Linked DNA regions of Homo sapiens: region 2 is linked to region 1. Evidence: chromatin loops called from intact Hi-C (ENCODE). Cell type or tissue: PC-3. All regions are shown on one strand. Region 1 overlaps DNAH8 (dynein axonemal heavy chain 8). Region 2 overlaps DNAH8 (dynein axonemal heavy chain 8).

Region 1 (5,000 bases):
TTGGGTAGAATGACCACATAACTTATTGTTCCAACTATGGAACTTTTGTGAGTGAAGGAGCACTGTCCAGATGAGGTGCCAGGACACAGTGAATCTGGAACTGTCCTGGGCACACTGGACATGTGGTTATTTCATATGTTGGGGCTTCTCATTCTCTTCTCGTTGTCTCCTAATGACTCTGTCATCTATGTTATCTTTTTGCCTTTCTGAACTACATTATGGGCAGTATCTCTGTATCTATTCTAAAGATTTTGTCATCTGTGGCATCTTAAATATTTCAAGAAAAAATACTTTTTCCTTATCCTCCAGATATGGTATTATTTCTGCCTTTTTAGTTTAGCAAATTTTTTATTTTTTTGGAAGAGTCTTCATATATCACTGAACATTTTCCCTTACTTTAGAGCTTGTTATCTGGACATTAATTTTTATCTAGAGTGAGTTTCTGTTTCGTTTTTGGATTTCGTTAGCTCTCTTTCTTACCCTTAGACATATTCACGCATACTTGGGTTTTAATGTGCAGGCTCTCTTTGAGCGAGAGCTTTGTTTTTGTGTTTCTTTTTCCTTCTCTCTCTCCCTATCTATGAGTTTCACTTTTGCCTCTAAATGACACTTGGAACCCTGAGTACAGAACCAGGTCTTATTTCTTCACAGTTACTGGCCCCTGGAGAGATACTGGGGGTATGGCAGGTTTGGCTAGGGAGCACACGGGTAGCCTAACTTAGTTACTTATCAGGGAATTTGTGGATGTGCTTCTTTTGCCCCAGGTCTGCATCTCCTGGAAAAGCCATAGCTGCAGGAAGTAAGTTGACGCATTTTGTCTTGCAGCATCATCTGCAAGACAGATGGGAGAGCATCATCTTAGTTTTTGGCCTTAAGTAGTGAGGCTGGCCGAGGCCCCATCCCTCATTGAGTCCTGTCCATCCTCTATATTCCACCAGAGCCAACCTCCCCACGGTCACTGCCTCTTTCCAGCCCGGAACCCTGGCTAGGCTGTCCTTGAGTTTCTCTCCATTTCTACTTCATGGAGATGCTTACCTTGTATTTGAGCATTCTCATGTCCTTTATCTCCCATCCATGATTGTGATGAGTTTGGCAAAAAGAAGCTTTTTTGAAGTATGAACTCACTATGCTACATTGATTTACAAGTTCTGCGGCAATTTAGCAATTTTTGAGGAGGCATACATGAGGATAGTACTAAAAACCCTTACTTGTCTAAAATGTCTTTCTCTTATGCCCACACACGAACGCTAGCTTGGTCTTCTGGGATCAGAATCCCTTTCTGTCACGCTCTACAGAGGCTGCTCCATTGGCTTCTTTGGTTTCAGTTTTTAGAGGAGAGTTCTGCTGCGAATCCGATTTTCCTTTCCAACTAACAACTTGTATTTGTTTTGATGCTGACAGGATTTCTCTTTTATTCTTGAAATTCACAAATTGTATGTTTAGATGCAGGTGGATTTCCCCCCATTAATCCTGTCAGGCACCTAGAGAATCTCTTGAAGATGAAAAAAAAAAGCCTATTCTTAAGGTTAAAGGAGTGCTTTGCTTTAATTTCCCATATCTACACAGTATTCACGTGCCGTATCTAGGTAGTAAGCATCTCTGAGCGGAGTGACTCTCTGGAAATTACTTAGCCTCTCCCTACCTTGGTTTCCTTATCTACAATATGGAAAGAATAATAATCGTAGGGTCTGCCTCACAGAATTAATGTGAACATGAACTGGTAATCTATGGAAAGTGGCTGGCATACATTAAAACATTCAATAAATGTTACTTATTCTTACCTTTTCTCTAAGTATTTTCTCTCTCTTTGTATTTTGCACCTGAAATTTTGGAGAATACCTTCAGCTGATTCTCTAATTTGCTATATAAGGTACCAAATGATCTAGTGCACTGTTCACTGCCTTTATTATTCAACTGTTCCTTTATACTTTATGAAAACTCTTTCTTATTCTCAAATTACACACTTTGAATCAATGCCCACACTAATTTTATTGCAACATCTTGAATTTCACTGGGACACTATGAATTGAGGGGTTTTGTTTGCTTGCTTTCTTTTTGTTCAGTCCTTTCCAATAATACGTTTATCTGGGAACCATTGGCCCTGAGTGCTAAAAGTTGGGTCTTCACTTTTGAACTGTGGCCTCTATGTTTCTTGTGATCCCCTCCCACCCCCCATCTGCTTGTATTTAGAAATGGAGGTGTAAGTTTTCAGTAATGACGGTATTTCTTGCACTCCCAGAGAAAAAGAGAATGGACAGTTTACATTTATTATAATTTTGCCTGGGATAGGGGTGGAGGTTAAGACAGAGGGAGCTATGCTAGCCAGACTAATTTGCAGCTCTGCATGTGTCCTTCATAACTGGACTCAGGCGTCTGTGCTGCTGTCTGTGCATGAGTGATATTGTTTAACAACGCGGTTTTTGGAAAGCATGGACCAGAAACTTCCTGTTTAATCTTGTGAAAATATAGATAAAGAAGCATATAAAAGTATATGCTGGTGATCTCATCTTGTATCTGTTGCAGGGCTGGGAACAAAGAATGCCTTTAGTAAACATTGTTAAAGGTTATTACTGAGAAAGAACAACATTAAAATAGTAGAAAATGTATATGAGATTACTATTTTACTTCTAAGACTATTGGGTCATTGTATTTTCTTAGTTCTCTGCAATTTAGGGTTCTGTTATAAGTAATATTCTCTTTGTGTAATTTGGCCTTTTAAAAATGATCTTTATTGTTCGGACTGAATTTTGTAGCATAATAAACTAACAATGAAATTTTAGGGTAAGGTTCATCAGCTAAATGTCCATCTCATTGCAGCCTTTATGGGCGAAAGCAGTCAGAAGATATTATTTCCTTTATAAAAAGTGAAGTACATCTTGCAATTCCTAATGTGGTAAGTATTATTAAATACACTGATAATTTGATAAGGTGCTTAAGAAGTATAGTACTAGAACTGAGCTTTCATTTAGGTAACATTTTGGTCCTATGTCTTTTTTCACTTTCCCTCACTATTTAACAAATTGGAAATGTCATTTATATCTGTTATGAAAAAGCTACTTCTGGGATGGGTGCAGTGGCTCACGCCTGTAATCCCAACACTTTGGGAGGCCAAGGCGGGTGGAGCACCTGACGTCAGGAGTTTGAGACCATCCTGGCCAACATGGTGAAACCCCGTCTCCACTAAAAATACAAAAATTAGCCAGTTGTGGTGGTAGGTGCCTGTAGTCCCAGCTACTTGGGAGGCTGAGGCAGGAGAATTGCTTGAACCTGGGAGGTGGAGGTTGCAGTGAGCTGAGATCATGCCACTGCACTCCAGCCTGGGCGACAGAGCAAGACTCTGTCAAAAAAAAAAAAGTTACTTCTGTATTAGCTCATGATGTATTGAAGGACTCGTGAAAGAATTGAGTTAGGCATCTGTTCTGCCAGCAGTTAGCAAGCACCCTACAAATTGCCTTGCTTTTTCTTACTTCAGACATTAAATTATCTAAATAAAATCATCACAGTTGTCCAGATCCCTACCTCAAACACATGACTGTGAGGCAACGCACTAAGGTAAGGATGGCAGAAGAGAAAGACAAAAAGAGCCTGTGCCCTGAGCATCTGAATCACCCGTGTCTTCCCATGGCACTTATCTTTACAACTACCCCAGCTGCTGATGGGCATCTGGAACTCCAAGCCACATGGGATGGCTGAGCTGCATTCTGCGATGGGTCAAAGGATAAGGCCAGGCAGAAACGGTCCGTGACTCACCTAAAACCACCTTTACATGGTCTGACCTCCTGAAGGATACCTTCTTAGCTTATTTGGCACATTTCAAAGAACTGAGGTCAGAATCTTGGTGGTGTAGCTTCTTCAGTTACTTTGTTTCATAGATCTCTAACACATAGTCTGTAATTTCCCACTGCATTCTGCCACCCTCATGGGGAAAAGGATGACAAGTACTAGTTTGACCTTTTTAACAAAATCAAAATGTCATTTCTATCTGTTATTAAAAAGTTACGTCCGCATTAGCTCGTGGTGTAATGAGGCTTGCAGGAATCGATAGCGGGAAAACTTCAGGATAGAGAAAATCTGCATCCTCCCCATCTTCCTCTATCATTCTCCCCCTCAAATCAGCCTTGCACTGGGCCAGCCGAGGCTTGCCCCACTCAGTGGGGAATGGAGGTGGTGAAAATTGAGGGATGGACTGTATGTGCCGGCAGTATTACACATTTGTTTCTTCTTTCCACAGGTGATGATTCCTAGTTTGGATGACATTCAACAAGCCATTAACCGTATGATCCAGTTAACCCTGGAGGTCAGCAGAGGAGTGGCTCACTGGGGGCAACAGCAAATCCGTCCCATCAAGTCTGTCATTCCCAGCCCCACCACTACTGACGTGACCCATCAAAACACAGGAAAACTGCTGAAGAAGGAAGAAAGTAAGAATGTAAAATTAGTCAATGATCTTACTGATCCTTTTTGGATTTGATAGCATATAGATTTTTAAATTATTTTATATGTTTGATACCTTTTGCATTTAAAAAATAGTATGTTTCATCTTAAACATAACGTGCAGGCATTTTTTCCTGGCTTTGGGTGGTGGGTGAAAAGGATTTTTAAATCACTTTTCTACTATGATGATCTTAAGTTAAAAATTAAAATAAACCTTAGCACTAATTTTACTTTCTGCATGATAGTAGGTTGGATAAACTTAAGGTAAACATAAATTCGTCACTTAAGTAGTTATGAATATGATATGATAGTGACCCAAAATGTTATGAACATTTTTTTGACACTTCCTGTATAGAAAGAAACTGGTTTCTTTTTTATTTTATTTTATTTTGTTTTATTTTATTTTATTTTATTTTATTTTAGTTCTAGGGTACATGTGCAGGATGTGTAGGTTTGTTACATAGGTAAACATGTGCCATGGTGGTTTGCTGCACCTATCAACCCATCACATAGGTGTTAAGCAAGCATGCATTAGCTATTTTTCCTGATGCTCTCCCTCCCTTCAC
Region 2 (5,000 bases), 58 kb after region 1:
AGCTGAGAAGAGGGGACAAAAATTTATAAGATTTTCTGGTGCCAAATCCACTGCTCCTGCCAGTATACCTCACTGCCTGTATGACCAACATGGACTGTAATGGAGGCTTAGACTCCCTAAGTCACCCAGGCTGGAGTGCAGTCTAAGCCTCCCTTAGATAATGGTATTTTGGAAATTCCTAGACAAGTACTCAAGAAAGCATCAGCAAAGCCCTAGAGAATAAAGAGAAATCATAAGGGGTCAGATGTTGGGAACAGGGCAATCTATGCATTAAAGACATTGCAAGCAAGGATTGGAGTCAGTGTACTCAAACCTACTGCTTATAAGAAAGGCTCAGAACACTGCCCTGATGGACTTTTGCAGCCATTGTTGGATGAAGTCATGCAGGGTTATGGCTATTTCCCCAATTTAAATAAAATATCCGTTCTTTAATTTCATGGGGTTGGGACTACAAATTATCATTTTTAAGGTTAATGCAAATGCCACTGTGAGAAGCAAAGATTCATGTGATAAAGTAATGAGGTCGTACTTTGGAGCAGTAGACTGGGGCAGGATTGTAGAACACATTGAATGCTAACGAACTTTGGGTACAATATAGATTCAGTGGTGATTGTATTAGTCTGTTCTCACACTGTTAATAAAGACAATTTATAAAGGAAAGAGGTTTGATGAACTCACAGTTCCACATGGCTGGGGAGGCCTCACAATCATGCTGGGAGGTGAATGAGGAGCAAAGTCACGTCTTTACATGGCGGCAGGCAAGAGAGCATGTGCAAGGGAACTCCCGTTTACAAAACCATCAGATCTTGTGAGACTTATTCACTATCATAAGAACAGCAGGGAAAGACTTGCCCCCATGATACAATTACCTCTCACTGGGTCCCTCCCACGACACGTGGGAGTTATGGGAGCTACGATTCCAGATGAGATTTGGGTAGGGACACAGCCAAACCATATCAGTGATATTCTGGAGAAAGTACTAGAGAATACAAGCCTGATTAGGAGAGTAATAAATGGTTCTCTGGGGATGAAGTGATAAGTACTATGCACATCCCAGCTAGCTGATAAATGTTTGTTGACTGAATGAGTAAATTTATTTTAAACTATGCCACCTTAGGTTGATGAAGATGAACCCCTGTTCCTCAGCTTAATCAATGACCTGTTCCCAGGACTGCAACTGGATAGTAATACTTATGCAGAACTGCAAAACGCAGTAGCCCATCAGGTTCAGATAGAGGGTTTGATTAACCATCCACCCTGGAACCTGAAACTCGTGCAGGTAAAGACATTTTAATCTATTATTAGTATAATGATAAGTATGTGTTAAACATTCCTGTCTGAATAGAAAAACTCATAGTTAGTCTTACTTGATGTAAATGTTAAATGAAAACATCATATATACATCATTGCAAAAAGAATACTTGGAAGGATGTGGTGGTCCTAGGAAGATAGTATGGATTTACCCTGCCTCACAGTAATCAAGCAGTAATTTACTGCAGTTTTTACTTATACCTGGTGACAATGTTGGGCGGAAATAGTAGGTTATAAAAACTCTAGGGGAACGGAACAACGCAGATGTCTTCTTGTGCCAATCTGATAGTACTGGCTGCAGCTGGGTGCCTCAGTGGAGTGCAGAGCCTGAGGAATCTGGGAGTGCTATTTTGCTCCTGCTTTGTGTGTGGACATGTTATATCCTTCACCTACACTAAAACCTGAATCTTTTGACTGCATATGTTGGTGTCTTTCTGTTCATCACATTTCATCCTTGTGACAACCATCTAACCACTTGATTGGATTACCAGTAGAATCAAGAACTTGTAGCAGAGACACAGGATTAAATCTCTATGAGCTTGATGCTTTGGGAATATTTTCCAGAGCTTTTGGAAAATTAAGGAGCTGAAATTGTGGACATTGTTGAAAACTGCATTTGAAATATTAATATAACGATTCTTATTTTAACTTACTGTTCTTGCCAGATTATAAGATGTGCAAGTATCTGAGATACATCCAAATCTTACAAAGAAATATGTGCATGGGGGAAAAGTCTTTTTCATCATTCATGTACTGGAAACCATTTTAAGAGTTTAAAAAATTTCTGGGAAAACATGATTTTATATATGATATGCATACAGTATACTGAGTTTTAAAATTCTTGCCATCTCAATGGGTGGCGACTAGAATTTTGGGTTCTTTGTTGATGTCAATAACATTGCTCTTGAACATGTCAGGAACAGTGCCTCTGTTGCTTTTAAACTATAGTTTACAATGGTAATACATTTCTGTCCAAAATGTTAGGAGAATAACTCACTCTCCCTCTGATCAGCTGTCAGACCTTTGACTTCTTAATTTTTTTAATGAGAAAACTGCAGACGGGATGTTATAGCAGCGGCTGTCCATGATCCTAGCATGTCTCCTCGAATCTCTTGTACCATTTCCACGTGCCCCTGCCCAGCTTCTGTGTGTTTTCGCTTCTAATAGCAAAAGGAGGCCTGGAGCCATTTTGTTGGCAGGCACAAAGAGTAGGTGCTGCACGGGAGTTTATTTCCCATCCACCCCCAAACAAACGTCTCTAAGAGTTGATGGAGTAGGAAAGTCAAGCTTGCCTGGTTCCAGGTGGAGCAATCTTTGAGGTGTAAGTTACACTCCAGTCTCCCGAGGGATCAGGCTCAAGTCTGTCCTCTACAGGGCTTTGTCCTCAATCACACCTTGCTTGGCTTCTTCCCATTCCTGTCCTGCTTTCCTCTTCTCTTACTGGTTTCTCCTGGGAGCACTACCTGAATAAATCACTTGCACAGGAATCCTCATTCATGATGTACTTCTGGGGAATTAGAAGGCCCCTTTGAAACGGATCTTCACTGTGATGCTCTGCGTTGCTGCTTTCCACCACTAAGGGGCGATATCATCACATTGGATGCCGAGAAAGTTTGCGCATGGAACAACTGCTGGTTATAGACCAACAAGCCAAAATCACAGGGAATCATCACGCAAGAAGCAAAAACTAGATGCTGAGTTAATTATTTCCAAAATGTAATTCAAGCTCCACATTGTTATTACTTTAGCACATATCGTTTTATAACGTGGTGCTCATTTGCTATGCACATCTAGTAAAACAACATTTTTTACAACTTAAAAATAGTGAACTAGTTACGTTAATGAAGAGCTTATTAAAGCCTTTAATCTTCAAGTAGCTACTATGAATGTCAGCAAGAGACTCATAAATTACATATTTTAATTTACTGGTTAATTGTGTAGTTATATGAGACGTCTTTGGTACGGCATGGCTTGATGACTCTTGGGCCCAGTGGTTCTGGAAAGACAACCGTTATCACGATTCTAATGAAGGCGCAAACAGAATGCGGAAGGCCTCATAGAGAAATGCGAATGAATCCAAAAGCCATTACTGCACCTCAGATGTTTGGCAGACTGGACACTGCTACCAATGACTGGACAGATGGGATTTTTTCTACTCTGTGGAGAAAAACATTAAAAGCTAAAAAAGGTATACACAAACCTCCTTTGTGATCATTTTTTCCCTGCTAGCGTATTAACACAGTATTTTTTTGATTTTTCCATTTTAATTACTTGCAAGTGAAAAGTGATTTTCTGTTTTAATTATTTTCAGGTGAAAACATTTTCCTCATTTTAGATGGTCCTGTGGATGCCATCTGGATTGAGAACTTAAATTCCGTTTTGGATGACAATAAAACTCTGACGTTAGCTAATGGAGATCGCATTCCCATGGCCCCTAGTTGTAAGCTTCTGTTTGAAGTCCACAATATCGAGAACGCCTCTCCTGCCACGGTTTCTAGGATGGGCATGGTCTATATCAGCAGCTCTGCTCTCAGCTGGAGGCCAATCTTACAGGTGGGGCAGAGAGATGGGAAGAAGAACCCTCAGAGTCTCTCCACGTTTCACTTTCTCAATAAACACAGATTCTGTTTCTTTGTTGCAGGCATGGTTGAAGAAACGCACTGCACAGGAAGCTGCTGTATTCCTGACACTGTATGAGAAAGTCTTTGAAGATACATACACATATATGAAGCTAAATCTCAATCCCAAAATGCAGCTCTTGGAGTGCAACTATATTGTGCAAGTAAGATTTTTTTTTGTACATTTACTACTTCGATTTTGATTTTTTTTTCACTCAGTTGCAGTTTACAGCCATCTGAAATAGAAAGTTCAGACAGTCCATAAAAATCATTTGATGATGTGGCTGTAAAAGCTCTGATAATTTTGATTTCTATTAAAGATCTTCTTAATGATCTTACTGTTTTCTCTATTATTTTCACTTCCCAGAGGGATGTTGTCAGAGGAAGGGGAATGAACTATCTTTCCCATTGTCAGGTTTAGTGACCTGTCCCATAAAGTGTGTATAATAATGACAGTCAATAAAATATAGTAATTAATTAAATTTTAAAATAAATAAAAAATAACACATACACCTACACACACACACACACACACACACACACACACACACACACACCCCTGCACTCCAGCTGGGGCGACAGAGTGAGACCCTGTCTCAAAATAAATAAATAAGTAAATAAAAATAAATAAAGTTGGTAGCTTCGTGGGAAAGAACAGAAAGGGGCCTGTTGCAATCAAGAAAACTTGGGAGGCAATTTTGGCTTTGGAAATTTAGCATATAACAGGTAAGGAAAATCTTTAAATAAAAATTATCTGACAAGTAGTTGTAGCATTGTTTTTTCCCTTTCTTCCTTCCTTTCCTCTTTCTTTCCCTTTTTCTTTTCTTTTCTTTCTTTCTTTCTTTCTTTCTTTCTTTTTCTTTCTTTCTTTCTTTCTTTCTTTCTCTTTCTCCTTCCTTCCTTCCTCCTTCTCTCTTTCTTTCTTTCTCTTTCTCCTTCCTTCCTTCCTCCTTCTCTCTTTCTTTCTTTCTCTCTCTCTTTCTTTCTCTCTTTCTTTCTTTCTCTCTCGCTCTCTCTTTCTCCCCTCCCTCCCCTTCCCTTCCCTTCCCTTCCCTCCCCTTCCCTCCCCTC

What was found. Peaks named below come from ENCODE experiments on the same cell type or tissue, not always from the same donor. Only the 100,000 strongest peaks of a DNase experiment are listed, where the experiment ranks them.
Region 2: a loop joins it to region 1, with 2.0 times the contacts of the local background. A loop is called at or near these places in 1 of 110 quality-filtered maps.

What each region holds. Positions count from the first base shown.
Region 1 is chr6:38,811,237-38,816,236 of GRCh38, forward strand. It overlaps DNAH8 (dynein axonemal heavy chain 8), which reads left to right. Exons shown (of 93, transcript NM_001206927.2): 25 at 2,818-2,893; 26 at 4,232-4,421. Among named protein-coding and RNA genes, the nearest start is that of DNAH8, 98 kb to the left of the region's middle. In PC-3, no CTCF peak of the experiment used is centred here; a DNase peak (open chromatin) is centred at 2,445; H3K4me3 peaks cover 1,675 bases; H3K27ac peaks cover 2,216 bases; H3K27me3 peaks cover 825 bases.
Region 2 is chr6:38,869,284-38,874,283 of GRCh38, forward strand. DNAH8 (dynein axonemal heavy chain 8) reads left to right here. Exons shown (of 93, transcript NM_001206927.2): 49 at 1,118-1,279; 50 at 3,253-3,499; 51 at 3,623-3,864; 52 at 3,953-4,093. Among named protein-coding and RNA genes, the nearest start is that of DNAH8-AS1, 81 kb to the right of the region's middle. In PC-3, a CTCF peak has its summit at 2,872; a DNase peak (open chromatin) is centred at 2,888.